2 separate regions of the Mus musculus genome follow, and region 1 is linked to region 2. A link is a contact called in ENCODE Hi-C or POLR2A ChIA-PET data. All regions are on one chromosome and are shown on one strand. Each heading gives the region's core, a stretch centred on a gene start or an enhancer-like site at or near the end of the contact. The rest is flanking DNA. Distances are from core to core; before and after follow the strand shown. Region 1 holds the start of Ypel3 (yippee like 3). Region 2 holds the start of Sh2b1 (SH2B adaptor protein 1).

Region 1 (3,270 bases), core at 144-2,643, 300 kb before region 2:
GACCTGTCAGCAGCACCCGCTCTTCTGCTGGCCCGCAGCCCACATTCACTCTGTGGGGACAAAGGGTAGTCCCAGGGAGGGTCTCAGCAGCCCAGAGCCACCCTCTAGCTAGTATGTTAAGTGTCTGGTCTTAGCCTCTAAGAGGAGCCTGATCATGGCTTCCTGTCAGAAACAAGGGACTCTGGGAATATCAGCATACCAGGGAGTCACAGGTCACAACAGAGGTCAGGAAAAGAAAGGAAGGAGATGAATACTCACACAGAGTTGAAGAGGTAGGCACGTCCCTGACTGCCCTGGAAGGACTGGAGGGTAGTGGGGAGACGAGAGGAGGGGGTTAGGGCTATTGGTGGGGAGTTGCCAGGCAGCCCATTGCCATTCTAGACTAAAATGTGACCTGCTTACCTTGGAGATGAGGTCGTCGTGGTTGGCCAGGTGAGCACGGCAGTGGGCACAGCTATACCTCCGGTGACAGTCATCCAAGTAGGCCTGAAACGTCTTGGGCTTTGAAATCCGCACCATGGCGGGGGCCAAGGGCAGTGGCCCCACGCGGGGAGCGGCCCACGGGGAGCAGAGGGAGCCCAGTGCCTGCCAGGAAGGAGAGGTGGACGATCAGGACTAAGGCCACACACATGTAGACAAGCCCAGAACTATGGGGACTCTGTCACACTTGGCTGCTCTCTCCTTTCCCTAGAGCCAGCAGTCTCACCAGGGACCAGAGTCATCTCAGTTTTGACTCACTGAGGAGGCCTCAGGTTGCATCAGCGGGTAAACTGAGGCTAGGAGGAGCTCTAGGTGAGTCACCCACCAGCTTCTGGCCTCACCCCTGCTGAGCTGGCATCTGAACTGGCATCTGAAACGTGAAGAAGGGGCTTCAGAGTGGATGGGCTGCCAGTTTTCAGTTTTGAGGAATGGGGGGGGGGGGCAGAAACTGACTGGTCCTTGGGACCCTAGTTGGACTAGTGATAGGGCAAATGTGGGGTATATGGAGTTCGCTTGGGGAAAGGGTCTCTCACCTGGAGGAGGCAGGCCTCCCCAAAGGAAGAGGGTCCCCTAGAGAGAGGAGGGGTTTTTACCTGCAGGCGCTGAGCCTCATCTCCGCCGAGGGGAATCTTACCTGCATCGCCAAGCCTTACCTGAGACCCCGGGGCTCACCTGGGGCGAGGGGATGGGGGCGTGCGCGGGGGAAGGGGCAGTCCTCGCTTGCGGGGCGGGGGCGCGGGGCAACGCGCAGAGACGTCGGTCCAGGCCTCACCTCGCCTGGGCGCGTGGAGGGCCCGGTCCGCGGGGTGGCCTGGCCTGGGAGTGGGGGGCGCTCCTGATGGGCGCCGTCCCCCCCGGCCCGGTTCACAGCCGCCTCGACTTGTTTACACCGAGACCAGCTGCTGCCGCGGCTGCGGCGGGAGGGGGAGGGGGCCGGCCTCCTGTCCCGGCGGCCTTCGTGGCCAATCGGAGCGCCTCATGCAAATGAGGGGGCGCGTCATACGGCGGCCAGCGCAGGCTGGGCTGCCCTTCCCCCTGCTCCGGGCTCCCGCTAGCCGTCTCGCCCGGAAATGCGGCTACGACTTGCAGCCTAACCCAGAGGCTAACCCGGGCGTGATTGCACCTCTGCTGCTCTGCTATCTCGGGTGCTCAGAGACAAGGATCCTAACCCGGCATGGGGCTAATAAGAGCGTGTTATCTGTATGCAAACCCCTGGGAAATAGTCGTAATTGTCTTCGTTTATCCACAGACCACTGTCTCCATTTGACCAGTTTCCTGAGGCTTGGAGAAGAGATCCTCTCCAGAGATTATCCAGATGGTAAGAGTCAAAGTTGGAATTCACACTTTTCCCAAGCACGTGGAACAGATTGTTAGAAGGGAACTAAAGGTGTCCTTCTATTAGACTCCCAGGAACCAACGCTTTAAAAATCTCTACTGCTGAGCATCATCTGCTCCAGGCATTCTCTGGTATGCCTGACCTCGAGGTTTCTGTAGGTCTGACCCCAGTGAAAATGTCTGTTTAATCGTGTGTCTGGTATACTTAGACTTGTGTTCACTGCAGAGTCCCAGGAACCAGGCAGGCTTGAAAAGTGCTGCACTGGGAATATTTATTAAATGAACTCCAATGTTGGAGATCAGAAAGTGGACAGCAGGTACTGTGGGAGAGCCTGCGAGCTAATCCATGCCTGCCTGCTGCAGTACAGCTCAGCACATAAGGTGCCCAACATCAGTAACATGAGGAAATTCCGTCCCTTGCATATGCCTGGGTCTCTTAATGGTTTCAGGACAACCACTCATCTCTGAATCTCTAGAGTCTAGGTCCAGGACGCTTGGGCTAGCATGCTTTAGAGTGGAGGCCAAGCTGGCACAGGGTGTGGTGCCACTCTGCTGGGTCTGGAATGTAGTGGAACAAGTGGGCCAGCCTACTGACACCCCCAGGCTTTTATTTGCAGGGGTGTCAGTGGGCAGAGTCTCACTTTGTAGCCCTGGCATTATAACTCACAGAAATCCACCTGCCTCTGCCTTCCAAGTACTGAGGTTAAAGCCTAGGCCTAGCTCACCACAGGCTTTCTTGATCTCTCCTAAGATGCTATGTGCACTTGCTTGCAGTAAACTCTGAGCTGCATTCATGGTATGCAAGCCTTCTACCACCAACTTCCATCCCCAGCCGCTAATGCCATCTTTTTAGCCTCCCGAATCGACCCTCCAACCCCTTGTTCCATGAACTATGTTACTGACAAGAAAATATTTATTTTTTAAGAGAAAGACAGGACAGGGCCTCAGGCTGAGGAGGCTGGGTCTCTTCTTCCTGCTTGTCCAGGTAGTGTCTCAGGGCTGTGGGGTAATCGGTCATGACGCCATTGGCTCCCAAGCTGAAGGCCACTTCAAAATCCGATTCTTCATTAAGGCACCAAAATAGCACCTGAACAGAGGAAGAAAACAAGTTAGTTTCCAAACACCAACCCCAAGCTTCCTTTCGCGTCCAGGAGGTGGCAGCCCCTCCTTCTGCACAGACCTCCCAGAACCGGGTGTCCTGGAGCTGATGGTTATCTTTTTTAGAAATTTCCAAATTGGTTATTAAACACAGCTCCTGTCAAAACTTAGGTATAGGATCTTGGAGCCAAGTGTGGCCATGCATGTTTGTAACTCTGCACTTGGGAGGCCATCTGGGCTACACAGAGTAGCAGCCCGCTGGGGTTAGCTAGTAAGCCTCTGCCTCAAAAACAAATACATAAACCATGTAATTACATGAACTTGCAGTTGAACAGTCTCAGAACTCAGGATGCAGAG
Region 2 (2,952 bases), core at 16-2,515:
CCCTGGAGCTGGAGTTATAGTCAGTTCTGAACCACCATGTGGTTGCGGGGCCTCTGCAAGAGCTGCTAGTCTTTTAATCACTTAGCTCTCTTTCCAGCAGTGTGACTTATTTACATTTTATTACCACTTTGTTTATGTGTATGTGATGGGGGGGGGGTATCACACATGTGTGGTGTGTGTGCCATGTTCTAAGTCAGAAGCCAACTTTCCAACATCCTTTCTCTTTCCACAGTGGGTTATGGGGAGGGAATTCTGGCTAATCAGGTTTGCATAGAAAACACAAGCACTTTTACTGAAAAGGCATCTCACTAGCCTAATTCTGAAAATTTTATTGATGATCTTAGAAAGAGTGATACTCCTTACACTGAGTTGCTTAACTATTAGGATTTAAATTTGAATCTATGGAAAACCATCTTGCCACACCAAGAAGACTAGAGCCCCTCTGTGGGTGAAAGCGACCGACCGCACGAGTAGAGTACAATCACAGATGACAAGCTATAGACATAATCTTTTGGGCCCTGTCAATGATCCCAATCTACTCTGGCCTTTTCAATTACTTCAGCTGTAGTGACGCTGGATCAATGCGAGCTTGGGTTGCTAGAAGGTATTTGTGCGCAAGGTCTCAACAGCACTTTGTACCTTACTTCGTCATCCCTCTAACTTGCCCTGAAGCCTCTCTTGAACTTCAAGCTCTATCTCTATGTACCTACTGATGACCCGCAAGCATGTCCAAAACTGACCTCACTATTGCTGTCCCAACTTTAGTTCCCGTCTAAGGTAGAGCCCTCCAGGACCACCTTGTCCCTTTCCCCTAAAAGACCAAGGTCGTTAAGTTCAGGCTCCGCCCACTCCACTCGGCCTCCCAAGGTCACCGCTACATCGCTCGCCAGATCCCTGGGGGCGGTGTCCGTGTACCCCTCGATGCAGGGCCAGGCGCTCTAGGCTGCAGCCAGCTCTTCAAAGAGCTTTATCATCTCGCTGATTTCTTTTAGTGGGCGGCTACTCTCTCCGCTCAAGTGGCTTCTCTATGGTTAACTTCTCGCCTTTGTCTAGAATTTGCTTCGGATGACGGACCCAACGCCTTCCCACAGCTGCCTCAGTGGTTCCTTTTAGGTACAACTGCCGAAGCCACGGGAGCTTAGTGAGACCTGTGTTGGCGTAGCTCCTGAAAACCTCGGCGCCGAGAACGATGGCGGAAGTGAATACGAAGGTGCCCTCCTTCTTACTGCTCTTCTCTATGGTCGCTTCCTTCCGCGTCGGGGAACCCGTCCCAGCGCCTGCGCAGAAGCGCGTGCTGGGAGCCCGTCGCGGAGGCGGGGGGCACAGGGAGCGGGAGCTGCGGCCGTCGCCGCCGCCGCCGCTGCCGCCGCCGGAGCTAAGCGCGGGGACCGAGATGCAGGTGGGACCGGAACCGGAACCCCCCTCTTCAAGTGCCTCTTTCCTCTCCGGACTCGACCCTGTCGTCTGAGAAGCCTGGGCGGGGGTGGGCGTGGGGGCTCGGGGCTGGAGGGGTGCTCGGCTCCCGAGAGGGCAGCAGATAGTTGGTCCCTCGGAGGCTCCGGCCCAGGGGCTTGTGGAGGGTGTCCAACGACTAGGATCGGGTCCGAGTGATTAACCACGGGGCCCGGAGGGTCCGAACCTGGAGCGCAGCCTGCACCCTCCACCACCCGCCCTTCTGGAATGTCAGAACTAAGCCAAGAGGCAGGTGCACCGGAAAACTGTGACTGAGCCGTCTTGGCAGAAGAGAAACTGAGTCACCAGTCCAGGAACCGCAGGGTCAGCGGGCCTGAAGGGGGCTGGGTCGGCCAGTAGTGCTGAGGGCTGGGTGGGCCTGTGTGAGCCGAGGTAGCCTCTGGCTGGGGACTGTCTCTGCCGTGCCTGCGCCTCTTGGCCCCGATTCCCCTGTGCTCTGTGACTCCCGCATCTCCTGGCTGCTTCTCCCTGGTTTGGAGTTGTCCCTGTGGTTGGAGCCATCGGAGTATGTAGGAAAGGCCAAGGAGGAAGGGGAGGGGGGGGGGGTCTCTGACTTGCAGCTTGGTTGTAGGCTTGATGAAGAGGCTGGCATCACTGATAGTTTGGGTAGACTTTCCTGAGCCGTCCAGAGGTGTCTCCTTTCAGTCGATCATAGGGCAGGACCACTCACCAAAGAGCCACCGGTTGTAAATTACATATGGAGCTCTGTCACTTTCTAGCTGTGATGTAAGAGTTGGGGCACCCGCAGAAGCGCTTCCTTTCTGGAGCGCAAATGGGACCCATCATACTGTCCTCCCCCATAAAAAATAGTTACAGTGGCAGTGATGTCTTGTGTGCTTACTGTGGAAAGCATAGACATGTTCCTTGTCATTTCATTTCTCCTGACAACTGTAGCAGGTAGCGGTTAGTAACTGTGTTTTACAGAGACAAAAGCTAGGTTCACACAGCTAACAGGTGGACTGAGCTGGGGCTTGAGTCCAAAACTCACAGGTACACTCCCCAGGGAGTGAAAATTCCTGAGCCCCGGCTCCGTGCGATGCCTTACTTCTGTGGCTAGTAAAGACTTGTCCTGACCCAACACACCATCTCTTTTTCTCTAGCGCTGCTATCACTCAGCCCTAGACTGTAGGGGCAACCCAGAGATTGGCCTTCAGCCAATCCAAGTCTTCCCACAGGGCTTAAGTGCTGGGTTATAGGATCAGCTTCGAAGACAACTGAGCCTTCAGTCCAACTTCCACTCATTGGACCTATGATGCAAGGTCTTTAAAGGGTGTAATCCCTGCACCCTTTGGTCCCCTGAGAACAGAGCAGTGGGAGCTGTGGTCGAGGCTGGTCCAGCATATCCCTGGAGACTAGAACTGTGCAGTGGGAAATGCGGTAGACTCTGAGTTCTGGAACTTGTTTGAATCTCTGTTTGAATCTCCGTTTCCTCATCTGTAAGAGGTTAGTAAGTTGTCTAAGGAAAGGTAAAATGACCTT

Evidence for each region. A loop is a pair of places that touch in the nucleus more often than their neighbours do. ChIA-PET counts read pairs that join two places held with the same protein, here RNA polymerase II (POLR2A).
Region 1: a loop to region 2 is called in a map of gastrocnemius, with 2.5 times the contacts of the local background. The contact joins the promoter of Ypel3 here to the promoter of Sh2b1 in region 2. A Hi-C loop is called at or near these places in 2 of 37 maps with a recorded cell type or tissue (gastrocnemius and left cerebral cortex). POLR2A ChIA-PET finds 5 or more read pairs at or near these places in 1 of 5 experiments (Patski).

Annotation. Positions count from the first base shown.
Region 1 is chr7:126,775,086-126,778,355 of GRCm38, reverse strand. Ypel3 (yippee like 3) reads right to left here and starts at 1,393. Exons shown (of 5, transcript NM_025347.3): 1 at 1,253-1,393; 2 at 403-585; 3 at 259-302; 4 at 1-50. The coding sequence starts at 519. Gdpd3 (glycerophosphodiester phosphodiesterase domain containing 3) reads right to left here. Exons shown (of 10, transcript NM_024228.2): 10 at 2,711-2,902. The coding sequence ends at 2,729.
Region 2 is chr7:126,473,443-126,476,394 of GRCm38, reverse strand. Sh2b1 (SH2B adaptor protein 1) reads left to right here and starts at 1,265. Exons shown (of 9, transcript NM_001289541.1): 1 at 1,265-1,399.